Regions from separate parts of the Homo sapiens genome. Here regions 2 and 3 are each linked to region 1. A link is a contact called in ENCODE Hi-C or POLR2A ChIA-PET data. All regions are on one chromosome and are shown on one strand. The core of a region is the stretch at or near the end of the contact, and the rest is flanking DNA. Distances in the headings are between cores, read along the strand shown.

Region 1 (4,249 bases), core at 1,295-3,794:
CCTCCCAAAGTGCTGGGATTACAGGCGTGAGCCACCGTGCCCAGCCAGAGTATGGCCTTTTATATGGTCAATTTATTGAGAACATTCTGTCATTTCTATCTTGTTTTATGTATTTTTATAATTTTAATGGATTGAAGGGGAAAATTCTTATTTTTTTACTAATGAAATTTTCCCCTGTACCTAGAGAAGGGACTTGCTTTGTGGGCTGAATACACTGATAAACCACTGGTATTGGGAAGGAGGATGGACAGTCCCCGCCCCTTCCCCAGCCTTCGCTGGGCACTCAGTTGAAGATTTCAAAAGGTCCTTGAGCAGCTGGGGAAGCAAGGCTAACTTCAACATTTCTGTTTTCTGCGTGAAGTGTTGACACTTGGAGTGTATTTTAATTTTACTTTTTTTTTAAATAAATAGAGATGGGGTCTCCCTATGTTGCCCAGGTTGGTTCAAATCCCTAGGCTCAAGTGATCCTCCCACCTGGGCCTCCCAGAGGGCTGGGATTACAGGCATGAGCCACTGTGCCTGGCCTTGGAGTGCATTTAGAAGCAAGGCTGGGAGAAGGATGAGATTGAGAGATATAAGGCACCTTACTGGGCCTGGAAGCAGAAGAGGGGGATGGCTACTGGCAACTTTTAGGAAGTTTTGCTTGGTGGCTTTTTTTTTTTTTGAGACAGTGTCTCGCACTGTCACCTGGGCTGGAGTGCAGTGGCGCAATCTCAGCTCACTGCAACCTCCACCTCCAGGGTTCAAACGATTCTCCTGCCTCAGCCTCCCGAGTAGCTGGGATTACAGGCATGCGCCACCACGCCCATCTAATTTTTTGTATTTTTAGAGAGATGGGGGTTTTCCGTGTTGGTCAGGCTGGTCTCAAACTCCCGACCTCAGGTTATCCACCTGCCTCAGCCTCCCAAAGTGCTGAGATTACAGGCGTGAGCACTGCGTCTGGCCTTATTTTTCTTTTTAAAAATTTTTTAGTGGCCAGGTCTTTTTTTTTTTAGACGGAGTCTGGCTCTGTCGCCCAGGCTGGAGTGCAGTGGCACGATCTAGGCTCACTGCAAGCTCCGCCTCCCGGGTTCACGCCATTCTCCTGCCTCAGACTCCCGAGCAGGTGGGACTACAGGCGCCCGCCACCACACCTGGCTAATTTTTTGTATTTTTAGTAGAGACGGGGTTTCACCGTGTTAGCCAGGATGGTCTCGATCTCCTGACCTCGTGATCCGCCCGCCTCGGCCTCCCAAAGTGCTGGGATTACAGGCGTGAGCACCGCGCCCGGCCAGAAATCCTATTTTCTTTCACATGAGTTATTTTGTTGATTGTTTGCTTATAACTAAAGCCCTCAGAATCAGAGTTTATACTGTATCTTTTTCTGTGTTCCTACATAGATGGCAATAAATGATTCTAATGTTTATGATGTAGAAGCTGAGGAGGCTAATACCTATTTCTGGCTCCTTTTAGGAGACACAGTCATAACAAAAAATATTGCTTAATGTGCGAGGCACAGTGCCAAGTGGTTTACATACATTGTGTAATTCTCCCCCTAAAAAAGTCAATGAAGTTGATACAATTATTATTTCATTATATGTAAAATAGGGAAAATAACAGCATTTATCTCAGAGGGCTGTTGTAAAGATTAAATGAATGCCTGTAATCCCAGCACTTTGAAAGGCCGAGGCAGGCAGATCACCTTAGCTCAGGGGTTCGAGACCAGCCTGGCCAACATGGTGAAACCTGGTCTCCACTAAAAATACAAAAAAATTAGCTGGGCATGGTGGTGCGCGCCTGTAATTCCAGCTACTCGGGAGGCTGAGGCAGGAGAATAGCTTAAACCCGGGAGGTGGAGGTTGCAGCGAGCCGAGATCGCGCCACCACACTCCAGCCTGGGCGACAGAGCGAGACTCTGTCTCAAAAAAAAAAAAAAAAAAGTAAATGAGAATATACATAAAGCACTTAGCACAATGGCATACTATTTACTATAGTTTACTATTTATTGCAACTCTCATTTTGCAGGTATCTTGCCTAAGGTGCAAGCAGAAGAAACAGGATTTTCAACCCAGATCTGAAAACTCCCAAGCCTCTGCCTTTTTCTTTTTATCCTTTTTCTTTTTCCTTGTTAAAAAACTTGCTTCCTGTACAGAGAGGGGAAATGCTCAGTCCCCACGTCAGTGGTTGAACTCCAAGCCAGAAGATCCCTATTTTGATTTTGTCCTCTGGCCTGTCGCCAGCCCCTCAACAGTACTTGAATTAATAAAAGGGCAGGTTTTAAGCCTCATGTATCTGCGCAGGTGACTCCTTCTGTGACCCCGAATAAACCTGTTCCGGTCCCGTTCCGGGGAAACAGCCTTGCCTTCCCCTGCCCCCAGAAAGTTACCCTCGCCCTCCGAGCCACAACTCCCCACGCCGCCAACTCGGTCTTTACATCATTTTCGACGCCCCCTAAGTCCCTCCCGAGAGGCGCAGGCGCACATCGCCCCTTCTAGCGAACTACATCTCCCACAATCCCAATCGGCCGGACCACCTCCGCTCGGGGCGGGGACGGAGGTGGAGCTGGTGGTCCCCGGTCGGGACGAAGGCTCCCGAGGTGCCCTGCCTGGGTCCTCCGGGGTAAAGTTCGTTTGGCGGAAGATTGTCCGTTTTCCTGGTAAGGTCACCTGTCCCAATCAGGTACGATTCTGCCTTCCGTACCCCCGAGCCCCTCAGTGTAAAGTGGCAAATGGTCTAGCCCGGCGGAGGCACCAGCTGGAGGCGGTGGGAGGGACACCCGCAGTGAAGGGCGGACCGCGCACGCATGCGCAGAGGCGCGGCAGGGGGGCGGGAGCCGCGGAACCCCTACCCCAGGTCTGCGCAGGTGAGGAGGGGGCGGGGCAGGACCGACCTCCCTTGCCATGATAACCACCTTCGCAGCCGGCTCCCAGACCGTTGGCACCGATTGCCTAGAAAATAGGGGGTCTCAGGAGCTCCGTTTTAGCGTTTATATATCCCAATTCCAATTAAGCCACTTCCAGTATTTTTTGGCCATTGTCAGTGTACAAGTCTTCCTCCTCTTCGAGACCATGTTATTGCAATAGCAGCAAACGTGTTGGGAGGCCTCACAATTCATCATGGTTTTTCTGGCCTCTGGCAGATAGCTCCTTCCTAGCGAGCTGTGGAGCTTAAAGTCTTTTGGACACTTGATTCTATTCAATCCAGTATCAGACCAGGTACGTACCTTGTCCATAAGTCGTCTTATGAGAAGACTTCTTGAGATGATGCAGACTCTCGTGCAGTTTATAATCGGCTGGAGGTATAGACAGTTAAGCAAGCCTCCTTTTTTACTGTGCCCACCCCTAACCATTTTGCTTACACCTTGTTATGGGACTTGGTTAAATTGCTTAACCTTCCGGACCTACGTTTTCTCATTAAATGAGAAGATTGGATTAGATGATCTCTAAGAACTTTCCACTTGTAAAATATACGGTTAGTTAGTGAGGGGTAGAATCCAGATTCTATCTATCTATATTTTTTTGAGACAGAGTCTCACTCTGTTGCCCAGGCTGGAGTGCAGTGGCACGATCTCGGTTCACTGCAACCTCCACCTCCCGGGTTCAAGCGATTCTCTTGCCTCAGCCTCCCGAGTAGCTGGGACTGCAACCTCCAGTTAATTTTTGTATTTTTAGTAGAGACAGGGTTTTGCCATGTTAGCCAGGCTGATCTCGAACTCCTGACCTCAGGTGATCCACCCACCTCGGCCTCCTAAAGTACTGGGATTACAGGCGTGTGCCACCGTGCCTGGCCCCACAATATGTTAACACTAAACTTCATCAGCTTCCACTTTTCTGCCCACATCAGTGAAATATAGCTATAAGAATGCAGCTGGTGGGGCTGGGTGCGGTGGCTCACGCCTGTAATCCCAGCACTTTGGGAGGTCGAGGCGGGCAGATCACAGGGTCAGGAGATCGAGACCATCCTGGCTAACACGGTGAAACGCCGTCTCTACTAAAAATACAAAAATTAGCCAGGAGTGGTGTCGTGCACCTGTAATCCCAGCTACTTGGGAGGCTGAGGCAGGAGAATCGCTTGAACCCGGGAGGCAGAGGTTGCAGTGAGCCGAGATCATGCCATTGCACTCCAGCCTGGGTGAGACTCTGTCTCAAAAAAAAAAAAAAGAAAAGAAAAGAAAAGAAAAAAGAATGTGGCTGGGCACAGTGGCTCACCCCTATAATCCCAGCACTTTGGGAGGCAGAAACTGGCAGATCGTTTGAGCTCAGGAGTTGGA
Region 2 (4,249 bases), core at 974-3,473, 110 kb after region 1:
ACTTAATGCTGGTGACCAGTCCCTACTCCAGGCACTCCACAGGGCAGGACTCACCTTCCAGAAAGCAGTTCCACTAACCTGGGGAGAGCCCAGATGGCAAAGGAAGGCGTGATTGCAGCCTGGGATGGCTGGAAGCACTCTTAGCTAAACCGGGCTTGGACTGCCTGACGCCATCTTCAGAGAGGCTTGGGAAGCTGGGCTCAGCCACGAGGCTGGCTTGGAACTAACGGGAAAAGGGTGGACAGATGAGATTTATCTTCTCAATCATGCCGTTTGGCTAACCTACACTCAATCCAGTCTAGGCAGCTTCGCGATCGGCTTGTAACTTGTATCTAACCCATTTAGTGAGAATAACCAGCTGGTTCACGTAATGCTTGCTGCTATGCGGTTTATGTGAGAAGACACTTTTACCAGTGGTTAAAGTCCTTCGAATTCTTCACTCTTGACAGAGAAGACAAAGGACCTGTGGTTATTATGTTATAACCACACAGTATCAAAGGTTACTTAGCTAAGTGTGAAAGTAACAGTAAGCGCCGCGAACATCAAGGAAACTCAGGAAACTCTTCCTCGAAGCCTTTTGATGACATTCAGCGCTGCATAAAAATCACAGATTCCTCTCAGCTCATATGCACAGGATGCCCAGAAATAAGACTCTGTGGAATGGATTTTCTTGGTACATTCTAAGGTTCATAGAAGAATAATTAGAAGTTCTCGATCAGTTATTTAAAGGGAAGAGAGCCTTTTACTGAGGTCCAGGGTGGTCTAGGTGCACCCTGTTTCTTTCTGGAAACAAATACATAGAAACAGCTCAACTGACTTCTCATTAATAACTGTTTATAGAGAATTGATGAGGCAGCCGGGCACGGTGGCTCACACTTGAAATCCCAGCACTTTGGGAGGCCAAAGTGGGAGGATCACTTGAGATCAGGGGTTTGAGATCAGGCTGGACAATATGGTGAAACCCTGTCTCTACTAAAAATACAAAAATTAGCCAGGTGTGGTGGCGCATGCTTGTAGTCACAACTACTTGAGAGGCTGAGGCAGGAGAATCACTTGAACCCAGGAGGCGGAGGTTGCAGTGAGCCAAGATTGCACCATTGCACTCCAGCCTGGGTGACAAGAGTGAAACTAGGTCTCAAAAACAAACAAACAAACCAACCAACAAACAAAAAACCCAAAAAACAAAACTAGGATGATAGGCTGGGCGTGATGGCTCAAGCCTGTAATCCCAGCACTTTGAGAAGCCGAGGAAGGAGGATTGCTTGAGGCCAGGAGTTTGAGACCAGTCTGGGCAATGTAGTAAGACCTCCCTCTCTAAAAAAAAAAAAAAAAAAAAAAAAAAAAAAAAAAAAAAAATTTAGCCATGCATGGTGGTGCACACCTGCAGTCCCAGCTACTCAGAAGGCTGAAGCATGTGAATCGCTTGAGCCCAGGAGGTGGAGGTTGCAGTGAGCCGAGATCATGCCACTGCACTCCAGCCGGGGTGACAGAGCAAGACTCTGTCTCGAAGAAAAAGAAAAAAAAATTGATGCTGAGTAAAAAAAGCCAGTCGCAAAGGACTACATATTGTATGGTTCCATTACTATGAATTGTTCAGTAAAGGCAAATCCATAGAGACAAAAGGTACATTGGTGGTTGTCAGAGGCTGGGGGCGGGGGTGAGGGAGTAGGGTGTGGCTGCTTGATGGGGACACAGTTTCCTTTTGGGGAAGTGAAAATATTTTGGAACGAGATACAGGTGGTGCTTGCACAACAGTGTGAATGTACCAAATGCCTCTGAATCGTACACTTTAAAATGGTTAATTTATGTTATGTGAATTTTACCTCAATCACTGAAAGAAAAAAAAACGCCAAAATGACATCCGGCCCTGCCCCCTTGCTCAATTCCGTGTCCTTCCCTTCATGGATTTGTTACTCGCTTGTCTTGCAGGCGAGGACAAGTCACGACTGCTGTTCAGTTTGCTGATCTCTGAAATGGCAACCCTGATGCTTGTAGACGGGTTAACCCCCTAGCAGGACACAGTGAGGGTTGGTTTCCTGTGTCCTCCTCGCAGTCTGGGTCACGTGGCGCTTCCTGTGGCTCACTGCCTCTGACTTTTCAATCAACTTTGTGGCTAAAGCACCATGCACTGTGCTTTGCATGGTCCGGACTGTCTGGTTTGTCAGCGACTCAGGGGCTTTTCCAGATGCGGGACTTTCAGTGCTGAAACTGGGAAAGCCCAGGGTAAACCAGGATGAGTCAGCGGCCCTGCCTCGTGCTCTGGATAAGTAAGGTGTGCAGAGGTCAAGGCTACAGCTCTCTCCCCAGAGGGGATCTTCCCTCACTTTCAGCACAGTCAGAGGAGGGGGCTCCCGTGTGCCAGGGGAGGAGGCTGGATCTGAAGGTGGGTGGAGCCGGGACAGTACTAGATTAGGGGCTGCCAGCAGTTTCTCCTTTTGTTTCGTTTGCTAGTTTTTGAGACAGCATCTTGCTCTGTTATCCAGGCTGGAGTGCAGTGGCACCATCACCGCTCACTGCAGCCTCAACCTTCCAGGCTTAAGTGATCCTCCCACCTCAGCCTCCTGACTAGCTGAGACTACAGGCACGCACCACCATGCCCAGCTAATCTTTTTGTATTTTTTTGGAAAGATAGGTTTGCCCAGGGTGGTCTCAAACTCCTGGGCTCAAGCGATCCGCCTGCCTCAGCCTCCCATAGTGCTGGGAATACAGGCATGAGCCATCACAGCTCGGCCTGATTTCTCCTTTTGGAGTGAAAACTGGAATTTTCTTTGAGGTCCTTTTTGAAGTCAAGGGCTAACGTCATGAGTGGCCTGTTAGGTGACATAGATGACCAACAACCAGTGATGACCAACAACCAGTGATGACCAACAACCTGAAAATGATGCTGATGGTGGTGGTGGGAGCTTGGCAGGATGGTTTTGGCTGGATAAGGGCCTGGGCTTAGTAGCATTTGTGGGTGAAATTAGGGCATGCCTCAACTTGGGTTATGTAAAGGGATCAGCAAATCTACCGAGATGCCACGGAGACTCTGAGAAGAGCGACTGGGCCTCTCTGCTCTTTCCTTCTTCCCTTCTTTTCTTTTCCTTTCTTTTCTTTTCCTTTCTTCTTTTTCTGTTCTTTACTTTTCTTTTTCCTTCCTTCCTTCCTTCCTTCCTCCCTCCCTTTCTTCTTTTCTTTCTTTCTTTTTTTTTTTTGAGACAGGGTCTCTGCCGCCCAGGCAGGAGTGTAGTAGCACAATCTCGGCTCACTGCAACCTCCACCTCCCAGGTTCAAGCAATTCTCCTGCCTCAGCCTCCCGAGTAGCTGGGATTACAGGTGCCCGCCACCATGCTCGGCTAATTTTTTTGTATTTTTAGTAGAGACAGAGTTTCACCATGTTGGGCAGGCTGGTCTTGAACTCCTGACCTCAGGTGATCCACTCACCTCAGCCTCCCAAAGTGCTGGGATTACAGACATGAGCCACCACACCTGGCCTCTGCTCTTTCTTTGAAGTTCAATGTCACTGGAGGACATCTGATGGATTGAGGGGTGAGGAGAGCTTGGCTGAGGCTGATATAGGAAAGAACAGTAGGGGCCCAGGATCCCCCCAAGGCTGGATGTCTGGAGGGGTAGGACCAAGGGGAGCCTGAACAGTGGACCTGGAGCAGAAGTCACTTGGGAAGACCGTCATCTGGGGCAACCTGTGAGGGACATAGCCCTGCCAATGCGTGATGAGGTGCCTTCCAGAAAGTGGCTGCTTGTGATTCGAAAGTGGGCCCCTAGACTGGGAGTGGTGGCTCACGCCTGTAATCCCAGCACCCAGCAGTTTGGGAGGTCGAGGGCAGTGGATCACTTGAGCCCAGGAGTTTGAGACCAGCCTGGGCAATGTGGAAACCCCCATCTTTACAAAAAAAAAAAAGAAAAAAAAATTAGCTGGATGTGGTGGCTCATGCCTGTAGTCCCAGCTACTCAGGAGGCTAAAGTGGGAGGATTGCTTGAGCCCAGGAGGGTGAGGCTGCAGTGAGCTGTGATTGTGCCACTGCACTCCAGCCTGGGCGACAGAGTGAGACCATGTTAAAAAAAAAGACAAAAGAAAAAGAAAGTGGGCCCCTAAAACACTGCTCATAATCGCCCCCAAAAGTGTCAACAAGCCAAATGTCCATCAACTTATAACTAGATACATAGCATACGATGTATCCAAATGGTGGAAATTATTTGGCAATAAAGAAAAGAAGCACTGATACACGCTTCGACATGGACCAACCTCAAA
Region 3 (4,249 bases), core at 1-2,500, 88 kb after region 1:
GAGCTCAGGAGTACAAGAACAGCCTGGGCAACACAGTGAGACCTCCTCTCTACAAAAAATACAAAAATTGGCCAGGCGTGGCCAATAATACCACCTTCTTGGGAGGCTGACGTGGGAGGATCGCTTGAGCACGGGAGGCGGAGGCTGCAGTAGCTGAGATGCTGCCCACTGCACTCCAGCCTGGGCGACAGAGCGACACCCTGTCTCAAACAACAATAAAATAAATAAATGCCTGGCTCAGTTGACACTCTTCCTCTTCCGCCCCAACACTGATGGGACCCGGACAGTTCTGAGCCCTGCCTGAATGCTGCTGCCCCATCTCTATGACCGCGGGAACTGTCTAGATTTCACACCCAGTGTCAAACATGCCCTCGGCCAAAGTCGGAATTGAGTCTGGGTCACCCGTCCAAGACGCTGGTCCCTGCTCCACCGCTGCTACTACAAAGGGACTGAGTCTAGCTTCCAGCCAGGCCTTCGGGAGGCACTCCAGGCGGGGACTAAGCGCAGTCTCGCCAGGCTGCAGAACCAGTGGCCAGCAAAGGCGGCCCCCGCCGGAGCCCTGGATTCAATTTGCTGTTGTTCATTCCGAGAAATTCGGAGACTGGGGCCACGCTGGCTTTCCCGGCGCGGGCGCGCGGGTGGGGGAGGTGGCGCAGCCGAGGTTACCGGCTTCACGGAGGGGCACCGAGTGTCCTCTCCCGGAGAGGGGTGTCCCGGCGGCCAGGACGCCAGGAGGGGTGCCCCCCGTCTTCCTGCTGCTGCCCAGCTCCTGTCTGGAACTCCTGGCCGCCCATCCCAGCCCCGCTGCGGGCTCCCAGCGGGCCCCTCTAGCCCTGGGCACCCCGCAAGACCCCCACCTGGGGCACCCGCAGGTTCCCACCTGATCTGAGCACTCCGCATATCCCACCCACCAGGAGCACCCCGCAGATTCCCACCCACTCTGAGCACCCGGCAGATTCCCCCCACCCCACGATCCGGGAGTCCCCCAGCCCCCACATGCTGCGGCTGCGCCCGCGTCCCGCCGCGGAGGCCCAGGCCCGGCTCACCTGGCGGGGCCGCGGCGGCGGCGGCGAAGACTCCGAGCAGCAGCAGCAGCGACCACAGCAGCGTCGGTCGCATGGCCCCGGGCGCTCGGCGGCGGCTCAGGTCGCGGCCGGGGCCCCGCTCGGGGTCCGCGGAGCCGCTCACGTCGCCGCCCAAACCGCCATGGCGAGCGCAGGGCGCGCAGGGCCCGCCTCTTCCCGAGCAGCAGCGGGGCGTCCCGGTGGAGGGGATTCGGCTCGGCCGCCCGCGCCCCCGCCCCCGCCCCGTCCCGCCCCCGAGGCCACCGCCCCCGCGCGGGACTTTCCCGCTCCGGGAACCGCGGCCCTGGGGGGCCTCTGCGGCTGCAGCGCGGGGACCCCACGCAGCCGGCCTCCCAGAGCGCGGAGCCTCCCGGAACGTCCTGGAGACTGGAGCCCCGCGGGACGCCCACCTTCGGGGGCCGCGATCCTTCCGGAAGGGCCCCGCGAGACCCCGGCCCAGACCCCCGGGCTTTCCCTGGAGCCCCCACCCCTCCTGACCCCCCCCAACTCTCCTCTCGGGTGCTTGATCGCACAATTCGAGGATTCGCCCCTTTAGTCGAAATGTTTGCTTTAATAGCCCCCAAAGTACATATTAAGCTTTCAACTCTCCCCCGCCCCCCTCCCCTTTTTTTTGAGACGGAGTCACCAGGCTGGAGTGCAGTGGGGCGATCTCGGCTCACTGCAACCTCCGCCTCCAGTCAACCCCATTTTGAAAAGGGTTTTAAGGGGAAGGAGTTAGAAAGGGCCCAGTGAAGGAGGAGGTGGGGCTCTGGGGGTGGGGGGAATGGCCTCCGAGCAGGGGGAGGGAGAGACAGAAACTTCCAGCATTTCTAAATGGCGTGGGGTTTGCCCTGGAGCCGGCGGCGGTGCACGAGTAGGAAGTCCTTTAGCAGCTGGGCAGCCGCAGGCCCGCTCCCCAGCCCGAGCCTGCACCATGTCGTTTGACGCCTGTTGGGAGAGGGTTTTAAATCTGCCCTGTTCTTCCAAGATGCGTCATAAAGCTAGCGCAGCAAAGGAGGGACGCGGTGCAGGGAGACCAAGAATTTAAAAACAGGTCGTCCCGGGAGCCCACTGGACACGTTAGCAAAAATGGGTTTTGCAACATAGAGCTTTTCTTTTGCTCTTCCCACATTCTTGCATTTCCTCTTTGTAGAACTATTTTGAAATTGGCCACGCTCGTGAAAATACGTGATGAAATACCTCGCAGACAATTGAATTATGCATTGGATATTTCTAGATACAGAGATGTATTTATATGTTACACGAAAAAAGCGGGCGATAACTTGGAATCACTTCAAAAAGTATGCACTGATGCCAGGCGCGGTGGCTCACGCCTGTAATCTCAGCACTTTAGGAGGCCGAGGTGGGCGGATCACATGAGGCCAGGAGTTGGAGACCAGCCTGGCCAATATGGCTGAAACCCGTCTCTACTAAAAATACAAAAATTAGTCAGGCGTGGTGGCCGGCGCCTGTAATCCCAGCTACTTGGAGGGCTAAGACAGGAGAATCACTTGAACCCGGGAGGCGGAGGTTGTAGTGAGCGGAGATTGCGCCACTGCACCCCGGCCTGGGTGACAGACCGAGACTCCGTCTCAAAAAAAAAAAAAAAAAAAAAAAAAAAAAAAAAAAAAAAAGGCACTGAAAATGACAGGATTGCAAGAAGGATTCTGTTTTCAAACAAATAAATAAAATTACAAGAAAACGACTGGGTGAAAGATGCCAACATTCTAACAAGAAATCGGTTACAGGATCACACAAGTGTCATCCGCCTCAGGGGATGTAACCGAATGCTGGTTCAGTCGCTGGCTGCTTGCAGAGTCTAACAAGAGCAAGATGTGGTGGAAAGAAAGTGACTTTATTTCCAAAGCTAGCAAGGGGAAGTGGTTGGATTCCTATCCCCAAAGCAATCACGTTGAATTGTGGGGTATGGGGAGTGGGAAAGGCAAGGGTTATTTATTTTATTTATTTATTTATTTATTTATTTATTTATTTATTTATTTATTTGAGACAGAGTCTCCGTCACCCAGGCTGGAGTGCAGTGGTGTGATCTCCGCTCACTGCAAGCTCCGCCTTCTGGGTTCACACCATTCTCCTGCCTCAGCCTCCCGAGTAGCTGGGACTGCAGGCGCACGCCACCACACCCGGCTAATTTTTTGTGTTTTTTGTAGAGATGGGTTTTCACCGTGTTAGCCAGGTTGGTCTCGATCTCCTGACCTCGTGATCTGCCTGCCTCGGCCTCCCAAAGTGCTGGGATTACAGGCGTGAGCCACCGCGCCCGGCCAAGGCAAGGGTTTAAAACGGGAAAACGATGTGGAAGTCAGGCAAGGATTATGCTAAGTACACTGTCTGTTTGTCTTGTTCCGGTGGCTGTCTTGGGTCCTAGTCCACAGGAAGCCTGTGGTCTGGCATCATCTCAACAATGGCTGGATTCTTAATTAGACGCCTTGAGGTCACATGTGGAATTTTGCAGAAGAATCTCCAGGCTTGGTCTGTCTGTCTCAAGATTAGCGTCTGGAACCTCTAAGAAGGCACGTAACTAGACACGGGCATACAGTTAGATAAATGTGAAGGGAGTTTATACGGTGAAGAAGGGAGGGACATGGAGTCCATTTTAAGGCTAAGGGAAAAGGCTTCTGCAGTTTGTTTCAAGGTTACATCTTTGATGGCTGGGTGCGGTGGCTCACGCCTCTAATCCCAGCGCTTTGGGAGGCTGAGCCAGGTGGATCACCTGAGATCAGGAGTTCAAGACCAGCCTGGCCAACATGGTGAAACTCGTCTCTACTAAAAATACAAAAATTAGCCAGGCGTGGTGGCATGTGCCTGTAATCCCTGCTACTTGGGAGGCTGAGACAGGAGAATCACATGAACCCAGGAGGTGGAGGTTGCCGTGAGCTGAGATCATGCTGCTGCACTCTAGCCTGAGCCACAGAGCAAGACTCTGTCTCAAAAAAAAAAAAAAAATTGTAACCTGTATATCATTCTAAAGAAATACTTTTGGCCAGATGTGGTGGCTCACACCTGTAATTCCAGCACTTTGGGAGGCCGAGGTGGGTGGATCACCTGAGGTCAGGAGTTCAAGACCAGCCTGGCCAACATGGTGAAACCCCATCTCTACTAAAAATAGAAAAATTAGCCAGGCATAGTGGCAGGTGCCTGTAATCCCAGCTACTTGGGAGGCTGAGGCA

Evidence for each region. A loop is a pair of places that touch in the nucleus more often than their neighbours do. ChIA-PET counts read pairs that join two places held with the same protein, here RNA polymerase II (POLR2A). Pooled maps may share reads with other maps.
Region 2: a loop to region 1 is called in a pooled map, with 8 times the contacts of the local background. The contact joins the enhancer-like site here to the promoter of DNAJC28 in region 1. A Hi-C loop is called at or near these places in 1 of 37 single-sample maps with no recorded cell type and 12 of 50 pooled maps. POLR2A ChIA-PET finds 5 or more read pairs at or near these places in 10 of 52 experiments (B cell, CD4-positive, alpha-beta T cell, CD4-positive, alpha-beta memory T cell and 6 more).
Region 3: a pooled map shows a loop between it and region 1 (3-fold over the local background). The contact joins the promoter of IFNGR2 here to the promoter of DNAJC28 in region 1. A Hi-C loop is called at or near these places in 2 of 37 single-sample maps with no recorded cell type and 10 of 50 pooled maps. POLR2A ChIA-PET finds 5 or more read pairs at or near these places in 14 of 52 experiments (B cell, Caco-2, HCT116 and 9 more).

The regions. Positions count from the first base shown.
Region 1 is chr21:33,490,011-33,494,259 of GRCh38, reverse strand. DNAJC28 (DnaJ heat shock protein family (Hsp40) member C28) reads left to right here and starts at 2,544. Exons shown (of 2, transcript NM_001040192.3): 1 at 2,544-2,658.
Region 2 is chr21:33,381,190-33,385,438 of GRCh38, reverse strand. No RefSeq gene overlaps it. Among named protein-coding and RNA genes, the nearest start is that of IFNGR2, 20 kb to the left of the region's middle. RefSeq lists enhancers at 1,962-2,256, 2,074-2,433, 4,198-4,249. Within about 2 kb of position 2,223, at least 37 of the 41 ENCODE cell types and tissues checked have a DNase peak (open chromatin) inside an H3K27ac peak, as active enhancers do; they include B cell, CD4-positive, alpha-beta T cell, CD8-positive, alpha-beta T cell and 1 more, where a contact is called at or near this core.
Region 3 is chr21:33,400,414-33,404,662 of GRCh38, reverse strand. It overlaps IFNGR2 (interferon gamma receptor 2), which reads right to left and starts at 1,250. Exons shown (of 7, transcript NM_005534.4): 1 at 1,047-1,250. The coding sequence starts at 1,119. RefSeq lists cis regulatory regions at 151-651, 1-680, 1,248, 1,525, 1,535 and 2 more, silencers at 682-731, 872-921, 942-1,021, 1,032-1,571 and promoters at 1,126-1,530, 1,125-2,292, 1,664-2,302, 1,146-2,302.